Regions from separate parts of the Mus musculus genome. Here region 2 is linked to region 1. Evidence: chromatin contacts called from ENCODE Hi-C or POLR2A ChIA-PET data. All regions are on one chromosome and are shown on one strand. Each heading gives the region's core, a stretch centred on a gene start or an enhancer-like site at or near the end of the contact. The rest is flanking DNA. Distances are from core to core; before and after follow the strand shown. Region 1 has its middle 17 kb from the start of Gm11734. Region 2 has its middle 6.9 kb from the start of Gm51933.

Region 1 (6,558 bases), core at 2,841-5,340:
CTCCCCTTCCAGTGATTGTCCCTAAGAGGGTAGCTCTAAATAAGCGTGGCTACCTCTCCATTATCCACGGTGGAAGAAGCACTTTGTAGATAATCTAAAGCTATTTCCCGCTTCCAGACCAGCATTGCTGTGCCCACAAAATCCTCCCTGCTCCCCCATCCAAACGGGGACACCCGAAGGAGATGCCGGCTTGTCTGCAACTTGGCCTCAGAAAAAAATGCATTTTGCATAGCTAAGCTCAATCAGGATTCTCTGCAAAGGCCTGTGGCTGACAGTAGATGGGGCTTGGAGCGCCAATGCATCCCCTATGCCCAAAGACTGCCTAAATCACCGTTTCAATGTTGTCTCCTGTGTCTCTGTCAAGCAATCCTGCCCCTGAGAGCTCCCCCAGAGCTCTTCATTCAAAGGATAGAGGGGATATACACACACACACACACACACACACACACAGGTCCTTCTGCTAGCCACCCCTTTTTCCTGTCTCTGTCCAGTGCCGCATGACTGGCAGCATCCTCTTGGCAGCACCCTGGATCAAAACCTAGGCAAAAGTCTCGATGCCCGTGGTGGTGCATATCTATAATCCTAGAGGTAAGGTAGGAGAATCGGAAGTTCAAGGCCATCCTCAGCTACGTGATGAGGCTAGCCTGGGCTGAAGGAGACCTTGTTTCCAAACAGAAATACAACTAATAAAAGGTAAAGGGTTAAAGATCAACTTTGAAAGGGCCACTCTTGCCACAGCCTTCTGAGCCAGAACCGAGGCTGACAAGGACTGGTATGGGCGAGGGAAGAGGATTCAAGAGAGTGCTGCAGGTGGGAATGTGAGACACAGCAGCTGAGCAAAGATAGAATAGAAAAGGATGGGGCTGGAGAGATGGCTCCACAGGTAAAGGAGCTTGCGGCCAAGCCTGTGGACCTGAGTTCAAGCCCCAGGATCTATGTGGTAGGAAGAGAGAACCAACCAACTCCTAAAATGTGTGTCTGTCTTATCTCCATGGTACATGTGCTCGCTCTCTCTCTCTCATAAACACACACACACACACACACACACATGTATATGCATGCTCACAAGAAAGTAAATAAACATGAGAACTGAAAATTTAAAAAAGCAGGGAACTCTATGTCACGTATGTTTTAGCACAATTAAAAAGTATAGCTCCCACCCCGGCCCTAGAAGAGAGAATCAACATTGGGATTATAAATGTTTACCGCCATAATTCAAGAAGGCCAGTGAAGACACATGTGAATAGTCGGACTCTTTTTCAGGCCCTCTATGGAGCCCTGGTTGGGGGAAGCCAAACTGCTACTAATAAAATAATAATATTAAACAGCTGTGGGAATAAGATCATCTCTCAGGCTCACACGTGGATAACCGAGAGTTAACTCTTAATAAAATAATAAAACGTAGGAGCTGTGGGAATACAGAGTCCCTCCGAAGACAACTGCCAGAGACCATATCCATAAAGTAATCACTCCCTTTTTTATTCCCTCATTTTACTGAACAAGACATAACTGTAGCCAGGCTGTTCCTGAATTTCTAGGGGGAAGGTAACTGTCAATCAAGATGAAGCATGTGACCATTTGTGGGTGTCCCAGCCTGACAAGCGGGTCCATATGGTCTGTGAGTGAGAGTGGGGAGGGGCAATTCACCACTGTCACTAGCCGGGCATCCATCCCGGCTGAGACCGTGAGGACCAGACTTCCACAGACAGAGCCCCTGGGTCACCCTCTCCTCCAATTCTAGACATTCAATGCACTGGGGATCCTGGAAGGGTCCTATGGCTGGAGAAAGCCCTGAGAGATGGTCACAGCAGGTGACCAGAGCCCAGGAAGGGAACTGAGTTCTGTCAGTTCTTGCATATTCTTAAAGCCACTACAACCATAAACCTCCCATCTATACAAGGATGCTTAGGCCAATGCCAAAGTGGGTGTTAAGCTGCCTTCTGCTTATATTGTATGTACATAGCTGTTTTATGTGTACATGTGCCTATGTACCATGTGTGTGCCTGTTGCTCTCAGAGACTAGGAAAGGCTATTGGATCCCCTAGAACTGTAGTTACAGATGGCGTGAGTCAAGACCACTGAACTCTCCAGTCTCCGCCTTTTTTTTTTTTAAGTAGCCCAGGCTGTCCTCAACCTCTTATGTAGCTGAAGATGACCTCTGACTGATGATCCATCCTCCTGCTTTGACCTCCTCTGAGTGCTGGGCTTTGTGGGGGTGACACAATCATCCTTCCAACTGAGTCACATGTTTATCTCTGAGGGTCTTCTGGAAACAGGAGATAAGAGATGCCCTTGAAGCCGGGCGTGGTGGTGCATGCCTTTAATCCCATCACTCGGGAGGCAGAGGCAGGTGGATCTCTGAGTTCAAGGCCAGCCTGGTCTACAAAGTGAATTCCAGGACAGCCAGGGCTATACAGAGAAACTCTGTCTTGAAAAAACCAAAAAAAAAAAAAAAACCAAAAAAAAAAAAAAAGAGATGCCCTTGAGCTGCGACCTAGATAGGGCTTGAGGGCTCTCTAACCCACCTTGTACCAGAAGGGCAGCATCTGTGGATTCTTTTAACTGCTGCCTCTGAAACCAAGGCAGCTTCGTAGGCAGCACCCAATCCCCCACCCAACGCAAACACCATCCACAAGCAGGAAACTGGAGGTCCTTGTAGCCCAGGAAACTATCAGGCCCTTGTAGCCCAGCCGCAGAAGACCCTGGAATTAGAAAGTCCTTAGTGGGCCGGCAACATGGATAAAAGGCACTTGCAGCCAAGCCTGACAACCTGAGTCTCATCTGTGTGACCCACGTAGTGGGAGGAGAAAATCGACTCCCGAAAATTGTCTTTGACCTCCACATGTGACCAGGTATCTGTGTCATCACATACATACATACATTCATACATACATACATACAAACAATAAATCAATTGAATTGTACTCAAGTTTTAAAAGGTAAAAATCCTTGAAGCAGTCTGCCCTTCCTGTTTCGCACCCGGGTCTCCCTCAAGGGAACCCACCCTGGTGCCTGGTGCTGATCCCTCCCCTCCCCAGTCAGCACGCAGCAGCTCTGCCTCCTCCTCTTTTGGAGCCGGGCAGCTGCAGACAGATGCACATGCATGGACACACATGCACATGCATGGACACACATGTACAGGGGTGCTGTTTTAAATAATCTCCCTCTGGGTGGTCTGCCAAGCACACAGTGTGGGTCACCAACTGTGGACAGCGGCCTCTCTGCCTCACACTCCCTCCCCCTTGTCCATTGAGTTGATGCCATTCATCCCTTCAGGGAATCTGGAGCCTGGGGTGCTTGAGAAATTTCTGAGGATAACAAGAGAGGAGGGAGTGAAAACCCAACACACTCATGCATACACGTACCCAATCTCTCTCTCTCTCTCTCTCTCTCTCTCTCTGTCTCACACACACACACACACACACACACACACACACACGAACACAGACATGCTCACACATGCTCATGCCTACCCTTCTCTCAGAGAGCCCTCTCCCTGCACCTGCATCTCACTTCCTTCAGAACTGATGGCTTCGCCCTCTTCCACGGCCGTGTCTGAAGCCCTCCTTTGTTTCTTCCTCCCTGTGTCCTGAGGATGTCCCTTCTGCTTTATTGTCAATACTCCTCTGAAGCATCTTCCTCACCACTTTGGAGGGTGACCTGACCCCTCTTTGTGGCAGTAGATCCATTAGTAGAAAGGAGAGAAAGGGACGGGTGGGCACAGAGGGCAAGGGAGTGGGCACCAGAATCTGGAGAGTTGGTATCTATTCCTCTCAACCCTCCCCTATTGCTGCCCAGACCCTGAGCGTCAAAGCCTCAGCTAATCAGACTTCTCAAATGTACACCTGAGCCCTCCTAACCTCTAGCCCAAATCACCTCTAAAACAATGTGACCCGCAGCAGCCACCTCCAATCTCCCCACCTTCCCTCCACTCTGGGAACAGCCCCTCTCCTTCCCAAATCAGCCTCCCTGAGGGCAAGGGCATAGCCAGGCTGGGCAAGAGATTGAGCCTAGCTCTCCCTCCTCTCCCCTCCCCGCTCTGCTTCCTGCTCTCTAGATCTGCTTGTAACTGACATTTTCCATCTGACAGGTCCTGTTTTCCCTGCCTCCGGTTGCCAGGGCAACAAGTGGAGAGGACGGCAGCCAGGGAGACTTTAACTGCCTTTTCAAGGCGCCCTGGACATAAACAGCACTTTCCATAATGGAAGCCCAGCATCAAGGTTTTAAAGAGCCAGGCAATACAGCTGAGGGGGAAAAAAACAAAACATAGGGATTGGGCAAGCCACCCCTGCTGGTCACTGTGAGAGACAGAGAGACAGACACAAAAGAGTGCTCTCCCTGAGAGGTCTGATCCTCTGCCTGACCCATAGCTCCAGACCCTGCTGCCCCAATGCCTTCTGTGACACCAGAGATCTCCACAGCCATGCTTCTGCCTGTGACACGGGGTGTCATCTCACTGAGGCACAGGGAGCTCTAGCATGACCTCACCTTCTGGGAATAATACCAGGGAAATGGCTCACTGAATAGAGAGCCTGCCTTGCATGAGAGAGGATCAGAGTTCCAGACTCAGCACTAAGGTTTGACAATCCACAACTCTAGACAGCGGAGACCAGAGGGCCCTTGGGGCTCACTGATGACCAGCCAGTCTAGCCAATCAGGGAGCTCCGGCTCAGTAAGAGACCCTGTCTCACAAAATAAGGTGCAGGCTAATTATTCAGAACTCTATCTCGTGGTGGCACACGCCTTTAATCCCAGCACTCGGGAGGCAGAGGCAGGTGGATTTCTGAGTTTGAGGCCAGCCTGGTCTACAAAGTGAGTTCCAGGACAGCCAGGGCTATACAGAGAAACCCTGTCTTGAAAAAAACCAAAAAACCAAAAATTCTCTATCATGAACTCTCAAGAAACAGCAGATGTAAGCTTGGAGGAGGCTCATGGCCCCCGTGGCCCAGATAACCTTTGCTGATAGCTTTTAAAAAGCAAAGCCATACAAGGCTGCAGTGCTGGCTCATTGGCTGAGAGCATGCCTTGTTCTTTCTTTTTTTAAGATTTATTTGTTATTGTACATAAGTACACTGTACCTGACTTCAGACACCCCCAGAACCACCATGTGGTTGCTGAGATTTGAACTCAGAACCTTCGGAGGAGCAGTCAGTGCTCTTACCTGCTGAGCCATCTCACCAGCCCCCGCATGCCTTGTTCTTACACAGGACCTGAATACCATTCCTAGTACCTACATAAGGTGGCACACAACTGCCTGTATCTCCAGCTCCAGAGACTCTGTCATCACCTTCTGGACTTCACAAGCACCTGTCCTTAAATGCACAGACACACACATCATACATACATACATACACATACACAAATATATATATATGTGTGTATATATATATATATGCACACACACATACATACACATATACATATATAAACACACACAAATACTCATATACTTATGTACATATATACACACACATACATACACATATACACATACATATATATATACACATACTTGCAAACATATACACAAATATACATATAAACACACATTTATACACATATACACATGTACATATATACACACATACATACACACATACATATATATACAAACATATACATGTACACATATACATATATAGACACACATGTACACATACATATACACACACACATAATTAAAAATGAAATACATGTATTTTCAAAAGCTATGCAGCCCAGCACCCCACACCCTTTCCTCCTAGTACTGAGCATTGAACTCAGAGGCTCACATACTCTGGGCAAGAGAGCTCTGCCCCAGCAAAGTCCTCTGCTCTTTTATGCTTTGATTCAGAGATTACATGCACCCTGCCAAGCAGAGCTTCACAGGCAGCTAATTCACCACTGCGGGTGGAAAGAGACTTTCTGTCTCCTGTCCCAAGGCGATTCATGAGGACTTGTCTAAAGAGTAGGCAACCGTGGAGCTGGCCAGCCAGGGCTGGGTGACACCAGAGGTGGGGGAGGTGAGACAGGGAGCAGCAGGGTTCTGGCTGGAGGAAGGCCTGGTCCCAGAACAGCAGGCTAGGTAGGTCATGAGTGGGCAGCAGAAGTCTAAATAGGGAGGGAGGGAGGAGGCAACCTCAGAGCCAGTCAGAAGGGCCAGGCCAGGGCTTGTCTAGCATCCCAGGCAGTGACAGCTGAGAAGGTCACACTGGTTTCCATCACAGAAGCTGGAGAAGGCCCCAGGCGGCTCCCGAGAGAGAGACAGGTGAGGCTAACAAGGGTGAACGGGTTCAGGGTACTGCAGTTAGGACTTGGCAAAAAATAAATCAATTGAAATTTAAAAATTTTTTTAAATCCTGCTTTTGGGTTTCTTCCTCCATTCACTGGCCTGCTTCCCTTCCCTTCTTAGGAGTATTTCCTCATCTCTTGCTTTTAAAAATCTGTGTTAGTATTTTTACCTGCATGCATGTATGTATGTGCATTGTGTGAAGGCCAGAAGAAAGCGATAGATCCCCTGGACCTGGAGTGATTAATGGAAGGTTGTGAGCCCCTATGTAGGTTCTAGGTGCTGAGCTT
Region 2 (6,558 bases), core at 1,471-3,970, 34 kb after region 1:
CCAATAGGCTCCCAAGAATTCTGGTTTTCAATCTAACATAGACAAACAGCTACTTGGTATGAGAGACTAAAACCAGATTCTAATTCTTGGATAACTCAGTCAATGTGCACTGCCCCCCAGGACAGGGGTCCAGATAGAAGGTACAGACAAGTGTGTGTATGCATGTGAATGTGTGTATTTGTATGTGCATGTGTGTGTCTTAGCCCCAGAAGTTCCCAGACATCACCTATGCCATTTTCTCTCAGCATGTCTCCTCTAACACTGGCCACCAGGATGAATCCCAGACCCCAGACAGTCCTCGAAATCAGGGACAACAACTGGGCTGAGACCATCCATGGCTTCTCCTCTGTTCACATCCTAAACAAGACTGTCTAAAATTGCTTCTAGAAGCCTTCAGGAGCACAGGGTCATCGGCCCTGAAGATCCCAGCTTCCCTGTTGTTATTTGGGGTGTAGACACTGGGTGTTTGGGTTTGGCTTTAGTAATATTTAGACACATACCTTTCAGAGCTGTTTCAAACATACACTTTTTTCTCAGGGTGTCTGTATCACCCACTGGACTTGGGGCCTTGCTCCTTTGATCACTAATGAGAAACCCATTCAAGTGAAAACCTGAGGTTATTTCTCTGTATGTTTACCGTCACTGAGCCCATGATGAGAGAAGCTCACTTAACAATCTACCTCCCATCCAACAAGCACCTAGAGAGTCAGCCATTTACCATTCACTCACTTATCATTCCATCCATCCATTTATCCACCCCCACCCACCCATCAGTCCATCCATCCACCCTCCCACTAACTCATTTATTCATTCCTAACTATCCATCAGTCCATCCATCTATCCATCCATTCATCCATCAGTCCATCCATCCATCCACCCACCCACTAACTCACCCATTCCTATCCATCCATCCAACTACTCACCCACTCTTCAACCAATCTCCCATTTACTTATGCATTCAGACAACCATCTATCCATCCACTCAGACATCCAACCATTCATCTTTCAACCCACCCTCTCATCCACCTATTCACTCACTAATCCACTATCCACTCCTCTTCATCAATCAATCCATCTTCTCTTTCCTCTTTCGACCTGCCCTCTCATCTACCCACTCACCCATCTATCCATCCATCTACCCGCATGTCCTCCCACTTAGCCACCCACAAATTCATCCATTCACCCACCAAAACATTCAACAAATCCCCTCCCATGCTTTCATTCACACACACACACACACACACACACACACGCAACCAATCAACTCTGACCTTGACAATACAACTCCTTCCCTCATCTCGTGGAGAAAGTAATGTTCGAACCCAGGACAAACAACTATGAAGGTGAGGTGTGCATGGAGACAAAGAACCAGGAACCCCAAGGGGTCTCTTAGGCTTATCTTAGGCTGAATTTTCCCACCCCCAAAGGCTGGCTGATGCTTAACACCCCTGCCCAAACTCACAATCTATTATAAAGATCCAGAATCTGCAGCTATGAAACTTCCAGAAAGCAGGAGCCACCAGCACAAGCTGGCCTCTCTCCCCAGGCAAAGAGCAATGCTGTAGACCAAGAAGGCCCTACAGACTCCCCTAGACCAGCAGCTGAGCACCCCACCCCACACCCCCAAGGCTTCCTTCAGGCCTCTGCACTAGAGCTGGGAGGAGCCTTCTGTGCCTCAGGGAGACAGAGTGGAGGAGGGGTAGGGCATCTCTGTACTCCATTCCCCCAAGAGGCCAGAAAACACTGCCATGCACAGCCAACCCAAGTCTGCTCTCAGGAATGATTTAAAAACACACACAAGGTCTGACCTGTTTCTAGCCTGCATATCCTGCTTGGGAATCTGTAAGGCTCACTCAGGGAAGCCCACCGCCCCTCAGTGTGTCCTCTGAAGTTCCTGGGAAAGGGCTCCCAACGAGTCTCAATAGCATAGCCTGTGGGGCCTGTGGGAGAGACAGAGAGGGGGAGGACAGACAAGACAAGGTTGATGGAACTGTTGACAGGAAGAAGTAAGGATGAGGGGGAGAAGAAGGGGGGTCCTTGCTCAGAGCACTTCCGGCAGCTAGAGAAAGAGGGGTCTCTGTTGGAGAGGAAGGAAATCAGTCAATACTTTAGGTCAGTGGTTCTCCACCTTCCTGATGCTGTGACCCTTCAATACAGTCCCTCATGATGTGGTGAGCCCCCCGACCATAAAGCTATTTCATTGCTACTTCTGTAACATAACTGTAATTTTGCTACTGCTATGAATCATAATGTAAGTATCTGATATGCAGAATATCTGATATGTGACCCCCAAGGGAGTCATGACCCACAAGTGGAGAACCCCTGCTTTAGATAAACTCCAGGTTCCTTTCCTAGAGGCAAGTACGTTATTACATGGTTCTCCCAGGCTCTCTACCCTTCCTACTAAGTTGGTACCATCTAAGGATAGGGGTAGCTCTGGAGTGGTGTGGGAAAGACAGAAACCTCAGATCTTCCCTGGGTACAGGCCACCTTCTGACTTGAGTACTGGGAAGTGACCATGACCAGAAGACACCTGTTGGGACAGGAAGCCATGGTGGAACTGAGGCTAGACAAAGCAGCTAGAGAAAGAGCTTCAGGGAGGACCACTAAGCCCTGGTACTGGGCACAGATAGAAAGCCACTCCTCTCCAGGTTCCAGCCAAGCTCGGCCTCTGGGTTTCAGACCCACGCTGTGGCTGCTGTCTCACTAGGAGCAGGAGCTGGCCCTATCCTAGGGTTGCTGGGCTGCCAGGCTGTCAGGCTGCAGAACCGCCTCTATTTTTAGCCTGGCCTGCTTGTTTTATTTATTTGTGTTTTTGGCTCCTGTGCAAGAGATCTCTGAAGCTTTGCTCTGCCAGAGTGAGGCTTCACTCACACTCTCCCATGCAGGAGACCACACACTCCAGCACACACATGTGCATACACACACACACACACACACACACACACACACACACACGGACCAACATGCATAGATGCCCTCCTGTCTTCTTCCCCCTCCCCAGTCCCCAAGACCCTGCTGCTCCCCCCCACTGCCCTTCTTTACATAAAACACCCCTACTCCTGGTCTGATTTTGAAAATTAAAATGTTACAATGACCTAAAGTCCAAGGAAACCCGAGTGAATCCTCATATAAAGCCAGAAGTGGTTTCTGAAAGCACAGAATCCCTTGTTGTTGCCACCTGGGAGAGAGTGGTGGATGACATCTGTCTCATAGTGAGGTTACTGTGTGTCCCCACCACCTGGTAAGAGGAGCCCTTTGTGAGACATGGTTCCCTGGCCTGATTTTTTTGCCGCCACAATGTTGTGGTCCATGAAGAAGCCATGGGGATGCCAGGAAGCCAGACAGCCATGTCTGTACTTCCCCAAACCTTCAGTTTGCCTGTCCCAGCTGTGGGCTTTCAAAATGGGTGTCCCATCCTAGGCTGAACATCTTCTGTTAGCAGAGAGTGATTGACTAACATGGATTGGGGCCCCTGCCAGTTAGGTCTGTGTCTGGCCCCAGAGGGGTGTTGTGTGTGCATGCAGGGTGTATGTGTGTGGTGTGTGTATGTGTATGTGTGTGGTGTCTGTGTGTGTGTGACTTTTTCTTTTTTTGTTGTTGTTTTGAAACAGGCCTTTGCTGTGTGCATTCTATCCAGGCTGGTCTTGAACTCACAGTGATCCTCCTGCCTCAGTCTTCTGAATCCTGAAATTCCAGCCTGTGACACCATACATAGCTTCTGTTTGATTGAGACAGCATTACTCTGTAGCAAAGCTGAACAGGAGCTCTCAATCCTCCTTCCTCAGCCTCCCAAGTGCTATGGTTACTGAACAATAACAGCAAGCCTGGACTTACTTAGTTTTTTCCAATCCATCCATCCATCCACCCATCTTTACTTCCTTCCTCCTTTCCTTCTTCCCTTTCTCCTTGTCTCTTTATCTGTTCTTTTTTTCTGGTGCTGAGGTAGGCGCCTGGATTCCCTGCATTTGAGAGCACTCATCTGCCATGGATCCATCCCTTTTGAAGCTCCCTTTGGTCACTTTCTCCTAAGAAGAAGAAGAAGAAGAAGAAGAAGAAGAAGAAGAAGAAGAAGAAGAAGAAGAAGAAGAAGAAGAAACAAAAACAAGCAAAAATAAGTGGTCACCAAAGCCCAGCCCCTCCTCTGGCTGCTGTGCCCCCTCCATCACCCACCAGCCCTCCTCTGACACTATGTTAACCTGTGTGAGGTATGTGGGGTGTGTGTGTGTGTGTGTGTGTGTGTGTGTGTGTGTGTGTGTGTGTGTGTAGAGAGAGAGAGAGAGAGTGTGTGTGTAGTGTGTGTGTGTGTGTGTGGAGAGAGAGAGAGAGTGTGTGTGTGTGTGTGTATGTGTAGAGAGAGAGTGTGTGTGTGTGTGTGTGTAGAGAGAGAGAGAGAGAGAGAGAGAGAGAGTGTGTGTGTGTGTGTGTGTAGAGAGAGAGTGTGTGTGTGTGTGGAGAGAGAGAGAGAGAGAGAGAGAGAGAGAGAGAGAGTGTGTTTGTGTGTGTGTGTGTGTGTGTGTGTGTGTGTGTGTGTGTGTGTCCGTCCACTGGGCCAGGGCTCAGCAGGGTGAGTGGGCTACATGGACAGACTTGTAGGTGAGAAGCTTGACGTGGCTCTTTGGAAGAACTGACAGTTCAGGCCATAGAGCTCACAAGCTCTGCCCCCAGCAGCACACCCTGAGCAGAGCTGTCTGGCTTCGTCTCTCCAGGTCATTTACTGTTATTGTCAAAAGAGAGACTGGCCTTCAAGAGGCTTTGGACCTGAGAGTCTAGCACAAGATTTCTGTTCTTTCAGCCTGAGAGTGTAGCTCAGTTGGTAGAGCCCTTGCCTAGCATGTTTTAAGCCCTGATTCTATTCCGAGTACTACTCCTGTAATCCTACCACATGGGAGCTAGAGACAGGCAGCCCAGCAGTTCAAGGTCATCCTCAGCTACATAGCAAGTTCAAGACCAACCTGGATTATATTAAGCCTAGGACCAGACTCCAAACTTACTCCCTAAGCTGGGGCTCAGCCTGCACCTCAAGGCCCTGAAGGACTCAGGCTCTGCTTTACTGGGTCCAGTGCTCACTTTCTCTACCTTCTCCTGGGGTGGAGGATGTTCCCTCCTCAACCTGGTCTCCAGAGTTTGGGGAGCTCAGAATAGGCACCCAGGTTAGAGGCATGGGGTAGGGGAGGGTGCTTCCCTGGGAAGGACTAAAGGAACGGTTGCCCTTCTATCTGTGTTTATAGAGAGAAGAGGTTTTTACTCTTATTCAACAACAAGGGTTGGCTTCATGCCCCCACCACCTGGAGGTAAGAGAAACCTGGAAGATACGAAAGGACCCCTCCTTGCTCCTGAAAGGCCCCTGTCAGCCTGTGGAAGCTGTCTCCTGCTGTCTTCTCCTGACTCCTGAGCTGAGGAGGAATGGGTGGTTGTGGAAGTCAGTGGGGCAGCCCCCTGCCCTTCTGGGCCCTCAGCCAAAATTGCTTCTCCAGTGGCTGACACTCAGCTCAAGTGCCAGCTGCCTCAGCTGCCTCCTCACCAGAGCAGAGGGCATTCTTTGGGGTGCATCATCAGGATCTATCACTTCACTAGACACAATAGACTGGAGCTGATGCTCTGTCCACTGTGGGGTTAATCCAGGTCCCCTAGGGGTTCGCACTTCCCCTAGGGGTTCTGGGTAAAGTGCTTCACTGGGCTTTATTCCACCTGCTGGTGGAAGAGTAGGGCCTGTGTGTATTGGGGACCCTCTTGCCCTTCAGTATCGAGACCCCACATGCAGATTTCAGACCTTCCTGGACTTCACAGCCAGGATTCTGGGGACACCAAGGCCAGCTGAGGCCTGGATGAGAGGATGGGACCTGGAGGGTGGGGAGGAGGGACACTGGACTGTCCGCTGTGTTCAGATGTTGCGGAGGCCCCCAGAGATGACCATGGGGCCCTGAGTCCTGAGCTCACTGTGGACACGGGGGGGGGGGGCTGGAGTCATTTAGGTGATGGCTCTATTCCCGTCTTCACATAGCTGTTCTTTATCACAGGCCTGCAGGCAGCAAACTCCAGGCACCTGGTGGGCAGGAGGCTTCCTGGTCATTAGGCAGCAGAGTGGACTACTGAGCCTCCTCAGTCCTCAAGGGTAGCCTGCTGCTCACACACACACACACACACACACACACACACACACACACGGCTCTTCCTTGAATATATATATTTTTATATTTATTTATCTATGTGAGTCTGTGTGTGTGTGTGTGTGTGTGTTTGTGTGTCTCTGTGTGTATGTGTGCCAGTGTATGTCTGTGTGTGTGTGTGTTTGTATGTGTCTGTATCTGTCTGTTTCCGTGTGTCTGTGTGTGTATCTGTGTCTGTGTGTGTATATGTGAGCCTGTGTGTGTATCTGTCTGTGTCCGTGTGTGTATATATGTGTGTGTTGGGGCGGGGAGGGGTGTGATGTCTGCTATGGCTGTTGTATGAAGGTCAGAGAATAACTTTGGAAGTCAGTTTTCTATTTCTACCATGTGGGTCCCAGGGACTGAATTCAGGGTTGTCAGGCTTGGCAGCAAGCATCTTCTCCCGGAG

What was found. A loop is a pair of places that touch in the nucleus more often than their neighbours do. ChIA-PET counts read pairs that join two places held with the same protein, here RNA polymerase II (POLR2A).
Region 2: a map of heart shows a loop between it and region 1 (2.3-fold over the local background). The contact joins two enhancer-like sites. A Hi-C loop is called at or near these places in 2 of 37 maps with a recorded cell type or tissue (gastrocnemius and heart). POLR2A ChIA-PET finds 5 or more read pairs at or near these places in 3 of 5 experiments (Patski and embryonic stem cell).

What each region holds. Positions count from the first base shown.
Region 1 is chr11:117,537,317-117,543,874 of GRCm38, forward strand. No RefSeq gene overlaps it. Among named protein-coding and RNA genes, the nearest start is that of Gm11734, 17 kb to the left of the region's middle. Within about 2 kb of position 4,091, at least 2 of the 3 ENCODE cell types and tissues checked have a DNase peak (open chromatin) inside an H3K27ac peak, as active enhancers do; they include gastrocnemius and heart, where a contact is called at or near this core.
Region 2 is chr11:117,572,240-117,578,797 of GRCm38, forward strand. No RefSeq gene overlaps it. Among named protein-coding and RNA genes, the nearest start is that of Gm51933, 6.9 kb to the left of the region's middle. Within about 2 kb of position 2,721, at least 2 of the 3 ENCODE cell types and tissues checked have a DNase peak (open chromatin) inside an H3K27ac peak, as active enhancers do; they include gastrocnemius and heart, where a contact is called at or near this core.